Regions from separate parts of the Homo sapiens genome. Here regions 2 and 3 are each linked to region 1. A link is a contact called in ENCODE Hi-C data. All regions are on one chromosome and are shown on one strand. The core of a region is the stretch at or near the end of the contact, and the rest is flanking DNA. Distances in the headings are between cores, read along the strand shown.

Region 1 (3,433 bases), core at 206-2,705:
CTTGTATTCCAATTTAGACATGGGGAAATTGAAAGTGAAGCTATAAGTAAATGTACTAAATCCAAAAGGTGAACGTGGCAGAGGTGGGATTTAAACCAAGGTCCATCGGATTCCACAGATACTATACTGCTATCTGGAAGACACTAAGGACTGAAAAGGGACTTACCCAAGAGGGCCCTTCTGCCTAGAAGGACTGGCACCTAAGTCCCCCGTCGTGTTTCAACTACTTGGTCATCCATGGCGATTCAAGATGGGGCAGTGTGGGTTGAAACCCCCCACCCCACCTTGTGTTGTGGGGAGGTCACCCAAACGTCCTTTGTAGCTTTCAATCCTCCCAAAGTAGCTGCAAAGAGGACGTGATGTGAATATTAAAAGCCCGAGGCTGGAGGACTTGCCTCCCCAACTCCAGTGCGGAGCCACAGAACTTCAAAGCGAAAGGAAGCACAAGCAGTAGGGGGAGGAGGTGTAAATTTCCCCCGCGGTCCCTTGGAACTGTGAACATTTGCAGATTCCCCAAGCCCTCCCGCTAGCTCCCTGCCAGGTGTCCGAGGCCCGACCGCGCCCCGCCCCCACCGCGCCCCCCTCCCCGCACCCCGCCCCTCCTGCTCCCGGCTTTCATGTGGATCAAGGCTGGAGGATGACAAGCTCCTGACTGATAGATACATGGAGACTTCGCTGGTGATTTATTGGCTTTCTGCACCTGACGAGAACCACTAGGCCTATCTGAGGAGGGAAATATATGGGCTTTCCTGACTCCAAGTGGCAGCCCCGGGGCGAGCATGTGATGTCAAGCTGGGCAGAGGAAAGCGGAGCTGTGCACCGGCCTGTGTACTGTAAGCCGGCCCGGGTCGTAAAAGTGTCAGCACGCGATATATTTCTTGCAGGGGATCCTCTCTGGCTCTTGCCAGCGCCTCTCCCCCGTGGCTGGCAGCCGCCCTAGCCGGGCCTGCAAACAGCGGATGCCCCAGGTCGCTATCCCTCCGCCCTGCCCCGGAGCGCCGGGCCCTCACGTTCTCGCTCCAGCCTGGGGTCTCTCACGTGGCATCTGGCCCTGGGGACGGTGCAGCGGAGGAGTTAATTGCTGTCACTCCTGACTTCAGCGAAAGAGGTCGATCGTGGGGTGAGATATTGAAGCTGGGGATTGACCTGTGGACCAAGAGTTTGATGGGGCAACTCAATAGCAAACTCAATGTTCCCAGAGATGAACCAAGTAATCAGTTATTTATTCAGAAAATTAAGTGCCATTCGTGTGCCAGGCACTGCGCCCCCTACCCGCAGGCCTCACCTTGGCCACCGGCCTGAGTTGTTCTCATTTCTCCTCCCTCTACCTCCAGGCTTCTTCCTCGGGGTTAGCAGGGGCCTGGAGTGGATGTTTAGTCTACCGGTCAGACTCCAGGTCTTATATCTTGAAACTGTAAGTCCCTGAATTCACAGACAATTCAGAGTAAGGATGGAGGCAAAGAAGAGGACCTTGGGTTTACTGTTCACGAGGTAGGTGGGGAAGGGCTTGAAAAACAGAGATATAAACTGCATTTGTACCCCATGTCAATGGGAGTTTTAAGATTTTGACCAATTTGATGAATTGGAGCTCATCTGTCACTAATTGTTCTGTCTTCAATTAAAGTGCAAGCTTATTCTTGGGCCCGCAATATTTGAAATATGTGCTTGTTACTCTGTCCTAAAACTCCATTCTGTCATCATCTTTGGAAATGGGCTAACTCTACATTTTGTATGCAAAAATTTTGTAAATATTCCAAATTGGGATATTGATAGGCTTTTTAAATTAGAAGATACATTTAATTAAATTAGGATTAATTAAATTATGAGCCAAATTAGGAGATAAATTTAATTTAAAGCATCGATATGCTCTTGTCTCTCATCTTCCCTCTTTTTTCATCTCCTGACCTGGTCTTGGAAAAAACATTTGCTGATTAAATGTCCTGCTAGATGACCTCATAAAGGTGTTCAGTGATGAAGAGGAGTGGCTGAAGAGGTAAGGAGAACACTCAAAGCAACAACAGCAAAACGTACAGTATGAAGGGGGTAGTCATAAGGTCAGTCCATAACCCTGCCAGCATCATCCAGATAGAAGTGGATCTGCTATCCCTCCCCACACCTGACTTCACTACCTGCACACCCACAAGCAGGGCAGCACTAGCCCCCAGTGCTCTTCTGTGCATATTAGAGTCTTCCCTGGAGGGCTCAGTACCTTGCTGGGACTCATGGCATGGGGAGCAGAACCCAGGCTGAATTTCAGTCCCTACAAGGTTTTAAGTACAGGGATCAGCCTGCACAACCGAATGGGAGGCCCGGCCCTCATCTGCCCTTCTGTAACTTGTCTTTCCCTGCCAGGCCTCCCTCGGAGCTCATTGTTGAAATCTGGCATCCAGAGCTATGGATTCCCCGCTCTGCCATTTACAAACTGTATGATTAGGGCTCATCAGTTCATCTCTCTGAGTTACTTTCTTTTCTGAAATGGAGGTAGGGCTACTTCTCTCACATGGCTTTATGAGGGTGAAGTGGTTTCCAATGAGCACTCATCTGGATATTCTAGGCCCATCCACTCACATAGCTAATGACACTCCTTCTTTACAAGATGAAGGATTAGGAGATGATTTTAAATCTTTTAGCTGGAAGGGCCTTTAAGAGATACCTGTGTCTGTCTTGGGCCTTAGAGTGAGTAAAGGGACAGCAGGTGGTCAGGCCCTGCCAACAGCAGGATATTTTCTGCAGGTGCCCAACAGCAGCCCTGGAGTTGCCTCAGATCCTCCCACTGGAGGCTTCATTGCTGTATCTGCCATTCCATCCCTGGCAGGGATAGGCCAAGGTCTTAGATACCCTGGCACCCAACACTCCATACAGGCTTGTCTCTGAGCAGACTCTCGGTGAAGGCTATTGTGCTAGTCTGAGCAGAACGGGAGGTGCAGGGATTGCAGCTGTTCCTTCACTGCAGTGTCAGTTTGGAAATTTTCCCAGAAGACTTAGCTGGTGCCTCTTCTTTGATATTCATGAGTGTGTGAACACAACGACCCTCCTCATCTTTGTCGAACCCATTCCTCTTGGACCACACCAAGTATAGTCCAAAAAGAAGGTGATTTAGGAGAAGTGTGAAGGCACCCTCAGTTCTGGCAAATTCTTGGGTATCCTGCAATTCTCACTCAGCAGCATCCCAACAAAACCAGAGAAAAGACCCGGGGCCGGGAGATGAGCCAGGAAAATAGCTTCATGTTTGACTTGAGGGTACAGGCATCTGCAGAAGCCAGCCTGGAAGACTCTTCATGAGCCCAGCTGCAAGGGGCATCCTAGAGCCAGTTCATGAGCCCAACTTTACAGAGGCATCAAGCTTCCCCTCCCCTAGAAAGGAAGGCTATAGAGCAAGCAGAATGTTTAAGACACAGGCTTTCAAGTGAGGCTGACTTGGATTAGCGGAACT
Region 2 (3,326 bases), core at 827-3,326, 340 kb before region 1:
CCCACGCAGGGGTCCGCGTGGACAAGCACTTGCATTCAAATACAGGAAAAGGCTTGGACGGTCGAAATAAATCTCCTTTTAATTTTCTTTTCATCGACTAATAAAAATAATTCCCCAGCACTAAACTCAAATACCGTAACGGGCCACAAAAACACGGAGAATTCATAAAACTCTATCTCTGCAGGTCACCCGCTAATCGCATTATTATTAGCCTCGGGAGCATGGAAATTGAACTGTCACTGCCTAAAGAGAAAATGTAAGCGACAGCTGTCCCTCCTCTGAGTTGGACAGCTTTGTGGCTGAGATCCCCAAGCTCCTGAGCCCCAGACCGTCTCTATCCCAGTGCAGGCCGCTGCCCCCTCCCCGGGCTTGTCAGCGTGTGAAGCGGGGTCTACTCCCCAGCTCTGGCTGTTCAGCAGGAGCACCTTCCAGCATGGTTTTAGAAGTCCGGGCTGGAAAGCTTCTGAAACCGCTAAACCAAGTTGCGAGCGTTGTATGTGCGCGCGCGCACACTCAAGATTCTTCCGACAACAGCTGTTCCCCCGGGCTGTTTTTGCACAGTTGAAATCTTGGCACTTAACACAAAACGTTAAAGTTGGCTTCTCCCCTCCTAGGGTTCTGTTAAAATACAGACATGACATCCCCCCTGCTTTTTACATGTTCCGTGCACATAATATACATGGGTTACTGTAGGATCTGAGACACAAATCAATCGTACCCACACCCTAAATACACAGAGATGTGGGCCCTGAAGAGTGACCCAAGGAGTAAGGGGTCTAACATCCATTCTTGTTTCCGTAAACGCCAAAGGAGTAGAAATATAATTATGTTCCACCATCGAAAAGTTGGTGGGAGAAAGGCAAGGACGAGGTTGAAGGCTAAATGAGACAACTGGTCATTCCCCGAAGACTGAGGTATTGGATTGGAGAACGCCGCGCCAGTCCTCCCGAGTTCTCAGAAGCGAGTCCTAGATCTCGGCTCCCGCCGTTGCCTTCGGCCCGCGCCCCTCCCAATCCCAGGGACCGGCAGCCCTTCATCCACGGACACCCAGAAAGCTGCGCTCTCCACCCAAAAGAAAAAGAAATGCAAACAAACAGGACTCCTTGCTTAGGCTGGCGACGAAAATGCAAGGCTCAGTCCAGCCCCAAAAATTGGTTCCGGTGAATTTAGGGAGGCTCAGGGCATTTGCGCGAAGAAACAGAAACCTATGTTGGGGCAAGGCAGGGCGTCAATGGCAGGGCCTAGCTCCTCACCCGCGACCGGCGACTGGCCCTTCGGCGTCCCCTCTCCGCCCGCCTCCCGCGGTCGGCTGCGACGCACTCACCCGGGTGAGGCTCCAGGCCGTGTGCCGCCGCGTCCTCCGTGTCTCCGAGTGGGCCCGCGGGGCTCAGCGCCTCCATAGACAGGTCCAGCCCCTTCTCCTCCCAGTCTCGCAGTTTCCGTTTTTTATTTGAGCCGATCAAGGCTTCAACGGAGAAGGCATGTGCTCGCGAGCTCAGGGCGACTGCAGATCTTCTCCTTTCACTCATTTTAGCCGCCCACACCCCTGCCTCCGCTTGCCCCCGCTACCGAGGGAGCAGCCGGCGCCCTCAAGCTCTGAGCGCCCACCGGGCCCGGCCCGGGAGAGGCGGAGGCGCGTCGGACGAGGCTGAGACTGCGGCTCGCGGGTCTCTCCACCCTCCCCCTGCGTCCTCCTCCGCCCTCCTCTGCCGGATCCGACCTGCGCCCCTACGCTGGCCCAGCTGCTAGGAACTAGCGCCCCGAGCGCCGCCCGCTCGCTGCATGAGCGCCCGAGTCCTGCTTCCCACCCACCGGGGCAGGCGCTCACAGACTGTGTCCACTGAACTTCATCTTGTTTTTGTTATTATTATTATTCTCTCTCCTCTCTCTCTCTCTCTCTCTCTCCCCTCCCTCTCTTTTTCTCTCCTCCCCCTCTCTCTCTCTTCCTCTCTGCCTTCCCGTCCTCCCTGTGATCCAAACTTCTGGGAAACTTTTTTTTCCGCTAAATTCCTCCCTTCCCGAGGAACAGGGGGCAGGCGGTGCGCTCCTGTCCGAGGGGTGAGGGAGAGGGAGGGGGAGGAAGAAAAAGACTGAGGGGGAAAAAAGCCAGCCCCCAACCAATAGCGAGGAGGGAACAAGAGAAACTCCGAGAGCGCGAACCAATGAGAGGAAGGGAGAGACTGAGGCCCGGGCCAAAGCGCAGCGCCAGTCGTCCCCTGGATGCTCCTGGGCCGACTTTAACCCCTGGCTTCCCGGTTTCCCCATGGGTTACTCCAAGAGGGAGGTAGGACAGTTGAAAGTTGAGGTCTGATCTGCGCCTTTACAAACTCCTGCAAATCCCAAATCCATACGTTTTTCTTCCAGATCTGCTGGTCTCATAGACGCTGCAAGTCCAGAGTCACTTTAGTTGCAGATCTGGAATTTTGGGGCTCTGACAAAATGTTAACCTGTCCAAAATGCCAGAAAACGATTCTGATAATTTCGCGTCAGCCCCTAGGTGCTTTAGAATATTCTGGTTCCTCCTGGATTTCGCCACACAGGTTTTAATGTTCCTACTGAACGTTTTCTAAGCAAATCTGGGTAAGGCAAAAGGAAACAAACAAACAAGCAAACAGAAAGCCCTGTTACTAACCAGGGTCTTGTAACTGAAAATTCAAAGACCGCTTCCTCCTTCCAGCTCTACCTGGTGGAGAAGGAGACACAGGCGCCTTGAGAGCAAGGGGCGGGCGGCGGAGCGCGGGGTTTAGGGCGAGCTCCTCAGGCGTATTCCAGCTGGGCCCCCTCACGCCGCAAATACTCTCTTTCCCTACGGCCCGAACGCTGGGCTGCGCTTCGCCTGTTCCGGGCTCTTGTTGCAGAGAACCTATGGAGAGGTGACAGGCAAGAACAGCTAGGAACTTTAACAGAAGAGAAGGAGCTTTTTCAAAATTCCCTGCAAATCCCGTTACCTCAAGACCATGGCTTTCCCGGCCAGCTGATCTCCCCCCTGGCCGCCCCCTGCCTTTTGCGATCTCTAAGGACTGCATTCAACATGGATTTCTAAGGAATTAAAAAATCCAACGCTCCTGGCCATTCTTAATTCCCACACCTCTTCCCAAGTTACGCCACCGGTCGAGGACGGCAGGAGACCCCCGAGTGCAGAGAAAGCTCAAACCGGCAGCGAAGTCGGTCCTAGCCAAGCTGAAAAAACGTCTCGGATTTCGCGGACAGCGGCCTAGACACAGCCCGATCTTCCAGTCCTAGTGCCCTGGTCGAGACGGTTCTATCCTTTTGCAAAGAAGCCGGAAAGAGCTGGGTCCCGGGGGCGGGGGACAGACTGAGAGGCC
Region 3 (3,244 bases), core at 277-2,776, 410 kb before region 1:
ATTTTTAAAAATTCTGAGGTGAATACCATTTTATTCAAATCTAAATATATTTTAAATATACATAAGTTTAGTAGAGAAGTGATTCATAAGTCATTTTGTAAAGAAAATGATTGCCATAACTGATTTTTAGCATAAATCTGGATTTTAATATAATGTACTGCACATTTCACAAAATGGTTTGAAATAAAAGTTTTTGGTTTATTTGAAAATTCTTACAGACAGAATACCAAAGATAACCCCTGGTAATCTGTCATTTGAATGTAAATAAATGCCCTCAAACTATAAAAAAAAAAAATCTATTAAAATAAACAGTCATTGCAAAGCCTACGCACTTATGAGACAGATGTGTCACATTTGTGGATTCAATACTGTCTATACAAGATGAAATTTTCTGATTGAATAATCTTAGATATAGCTGGTTTCCCTACCCATTTTGATTCTCTCCTAACTTTCCATAGGTAACAGCTTTTAATTTTATATAGGAGGAGTGAGAAAGAATTTCGAGAAAAGAAAGAAGTATCAACAAGAGAAATGACACAGTCTCTAAGGACATTTATAGCAGGAGCAAATGGTCCTATAAACTTCAGCAATAAGAGATTCACTATATAATAACCTAGTCATAGTGACTGAGGCTAAGTCATCAAGAAAGGGGTGTTCTGTAAACTCTCTTTTCTAAAGCAGGAAGCATCTGATATATTTTGGAACTATTTCCCAGGAGAAAAACAGTTACATTTTTTTTCACACTGTTTTAGCTCTTAAGGTAGTAATTTTCTGAAAAAATGTTATTTGTCTACAACTCCTTGTTTCCTGGGAATGAGAAATATATGAGATATCACTGCAGGTGCTGAAGCCACCTATAGATACTTATCAGAGAAAAATGGCAATCTTTTAATGATAATAAATTACCATAAAATTTGTTTTAAGTGACTCAATTACTAAATATGATGTGGGGAAGAAAACAGCATGAGGGATTTGATCTGGTGATTTAGACTATGCAACAAAGAATTTGATTCTTACGTTAGCTATCCATTTCTCTTTGCCGAAGTGTACACAGTGGCGGAGCATACAGGTGTTTTCTAAAAGGCAGGAGCCATCAACCATCAGCAGGATGTGAGGGAAGTAATGTCACATAGAAAAGAAGTGCCTCTTCCCCAGTGATTCTTACCTGTTTCTCCCAGAATCTCTGAATCCTTTAGCAAAAGGGTTTCGGTCAATTTTTAATCTGGTAATCTGGAAACAAACAAATAAGTATGAATTGCTTTTATATTAACTGATTTCTTTCTTAGTACTCCTAGAAAATTACAAAAATCACTTTTTTAATAACAGTTGTTGCTTTTATTTAATTTCCTTTCAGCTCAAGATTTAATTTGAAGCTGGATATAGAACTTGGCCTGGCACACAGATGTCTGACCCACCCGACTCACTTCTCTATAAAAACTAAAATTTGCCCAGTATGTGACTCTAAAAACTCTCTCCTACTCACCTTCCTTGCCCCAGAGTGGTGGTAAATCACTTGCCTAGACAGATATTGAAATGGAAAATTGGTCAATGGTCACGTCCATGGTACATGACACACGGGAGGCACTTAAAAAATGCTTGTTGAATGAGTGAGTAAACAAATGATGTGTAAGTGAGTTAATAATTAATAATGGACTCAGTCAATTCAGTTAGGTGGAATCAGACCACAAGACAATCTGCCTTAGCCTGAAAGACCCAAAAAATTGACTGCATTTGCCATTTCACTGAAGGCATGCCTTTCCTACCACTAGAAATTATTCATTTAATGACTTGAAATGTTCATGTAGAAGACAGAAAAAGCAGACTTTTGCCAGGGTCTTACCCAAAGGAAAATCTACAATGTGAGACTGAATGGGGCAGGATGCAGTACATGTTATCCAGTCTCCAAGACTCACAAGCAAATCAGAAACAAAGAGCCAGTTTCATAAGGCTGACCAAGCTAGCACATCCAATTGTGTCACCAGCTTGGTCCTCAGGGGCCATGTGGTTCAACCCCCACTCAATGCATAAGTCCCCATCCATTGCATCCTATCTTAGTTCTGGCAAACCCTGCCATGGTTGTATATATTGCCCTCATGCCTGTAGACTAGAACAAGCCTGAACAACATATGTCACATGCACTCTAGTGTTTCCACTTTCAGCCTTGGTACCTTTGTGTCTGAATTGTTAATGACTCACTACATGCAAGCAATGGAGACTTAGGCATAGGTGCTAGGGAGCTCAGGAAGGAAGGAAGGCACTCCCAATGCAAGGTGATTCTAGAAATAAGGGAATCTCATTATTTAAGACCATCTTCATATTTTTGATAATTGTAGAACGTATCACTAGGACAGCTAAAGTTGTTTCCTACATTGCAAATCTTTCCTAGTTCTCTTTCACCTCATTTTATCAGAGTGGAATTTCCCAAGACCGCAGTCTTTAAAGGTCTTTCAAAGCAATGTGAGATTCTGACAAACAGACTCTGACTTGAAAGAGTCTTCCAGGCTTCAAGGTTATTTTCTTCCTAAATATTCCTTGCCTTTAAAATTGCACACTAATTATGCAGCACCAACAATGTAGCAAAAGCAATTTTACATGTATTTTATAGACCATAGCAGGAGTCTAAAGGTTTGGCTTTCTAAAGTCGAGTGTCTGCCATATGAATACTGTATTGAGTTTAAAGAGTGTCACTGCTTTTCTGTGTTTGACCGAAAATCAGTTCTTTCTTCCTCCATAATCCACAGCAATAAACCATGCACCATATTTTCTTTTCAAGTTGGAGTTATAATATTTTATTTTCTCTTTCAAGTTGGTTTATCCTGTCCAACTCATTTATGATAGGGATTTCTGACACATGACTGTGATACCATGTTTTGGGGGTCTCCACAGACCCCTGTAAATATAACAGCACTCTACTTCATGGGCCCGGGGGAAATGGTTAAAAATATATTTCCCACAGCTCATTGGATCCCAGGCCAATGGGTATGCATGGAAATTTAATAGCAAATGTCTCAAGTGTTAGAAAAAAACAATATCTGTACACTTGTTTTAAAGCTTTTAATGTGAGAATTAGGGAGCTTTATGAAGAGAGTGGTTGTGCCACTTATCATTTATCATCAAGTGCCTTCTGTGTGCAAAGCAGTGTGACAAGCAACACAGGTGACAGAATGGTGTACAGCCAGTGTATAGCTGTGTGTCATCCATTTTTCCTCAAGGAGCTTATAATCCAGAAGAAAGAAGCAGATGT

The links. A loop is a pair of places that touch in the nucleus more often than their neighbours do. Pooled maps may share reads with other maps.
Region 2: a loop to region 1 is called in a map with no recorded cell type, with 4 times the contacts of the local background. The contact joins the promoter of TBX15 here to the promoter of LINC01780 in region 1. A Hi-C loop is called at or near these places in 1 of 37 single-sample maps with no recorded cell type.
Region 3: a map with no recorded cell type shows a loop between it and region 1 (3-fold over the local background). The contact joins the enhancer-like site here to the promoter of LINC01780 in region 1. A Hi-C loop is called at or near these places in 7 of 37 single-sample maps with no recorded cell type and 3 of 50 pooled maps.

What each region holds. Positions count from the first base shown.
Region 1 is chr1:119,326,797-119,330,229 of GRCh38, forward strand. It overlaps LINC01780 (long intergenic non-protein coding RNA 1780), which reads left to right and starts at 1,456. Exons shown (of 4, transcript NR_146623.1): 1 at 1,456-1,491; 2 at 1,948-1,993. RefSeq lists enhancers at 1-39, 40-900, 901-1,762, 1,038-1,117.
Region 2 is chr1:118,986,267-118,989,592 of GRCh38, forward strand. It overlaps TBX15 (T-box transcription factor 15), which reads right to left and starts at 2,077. Exons shown (of 8, transcript NM_001330677.2): 1 at 1,325-2,077. The coding sequence starts at 1,529. RefSeq lists enhancers at 944-1,477, 1,478-2,010.
Region 3 is chr1:118,912,950-118,916,193 of GRCh38, forward strand. TBX15 (T-box transcription factor 15) reads right to left here. Exons shown (of 8, transcript NM_001330677.2): 6 at 1,166-1,230. Among named protein-coding and RNA genes, the nearest start is that of TBX15, 74 kb to the right of the region's middle. Within about 2 kb of position 1,527, at least 2 of the 41 ENCODE cell types and tissues checked have a DNase peak (open chromatin) inside an H3K27ac peak, as active enhancers do.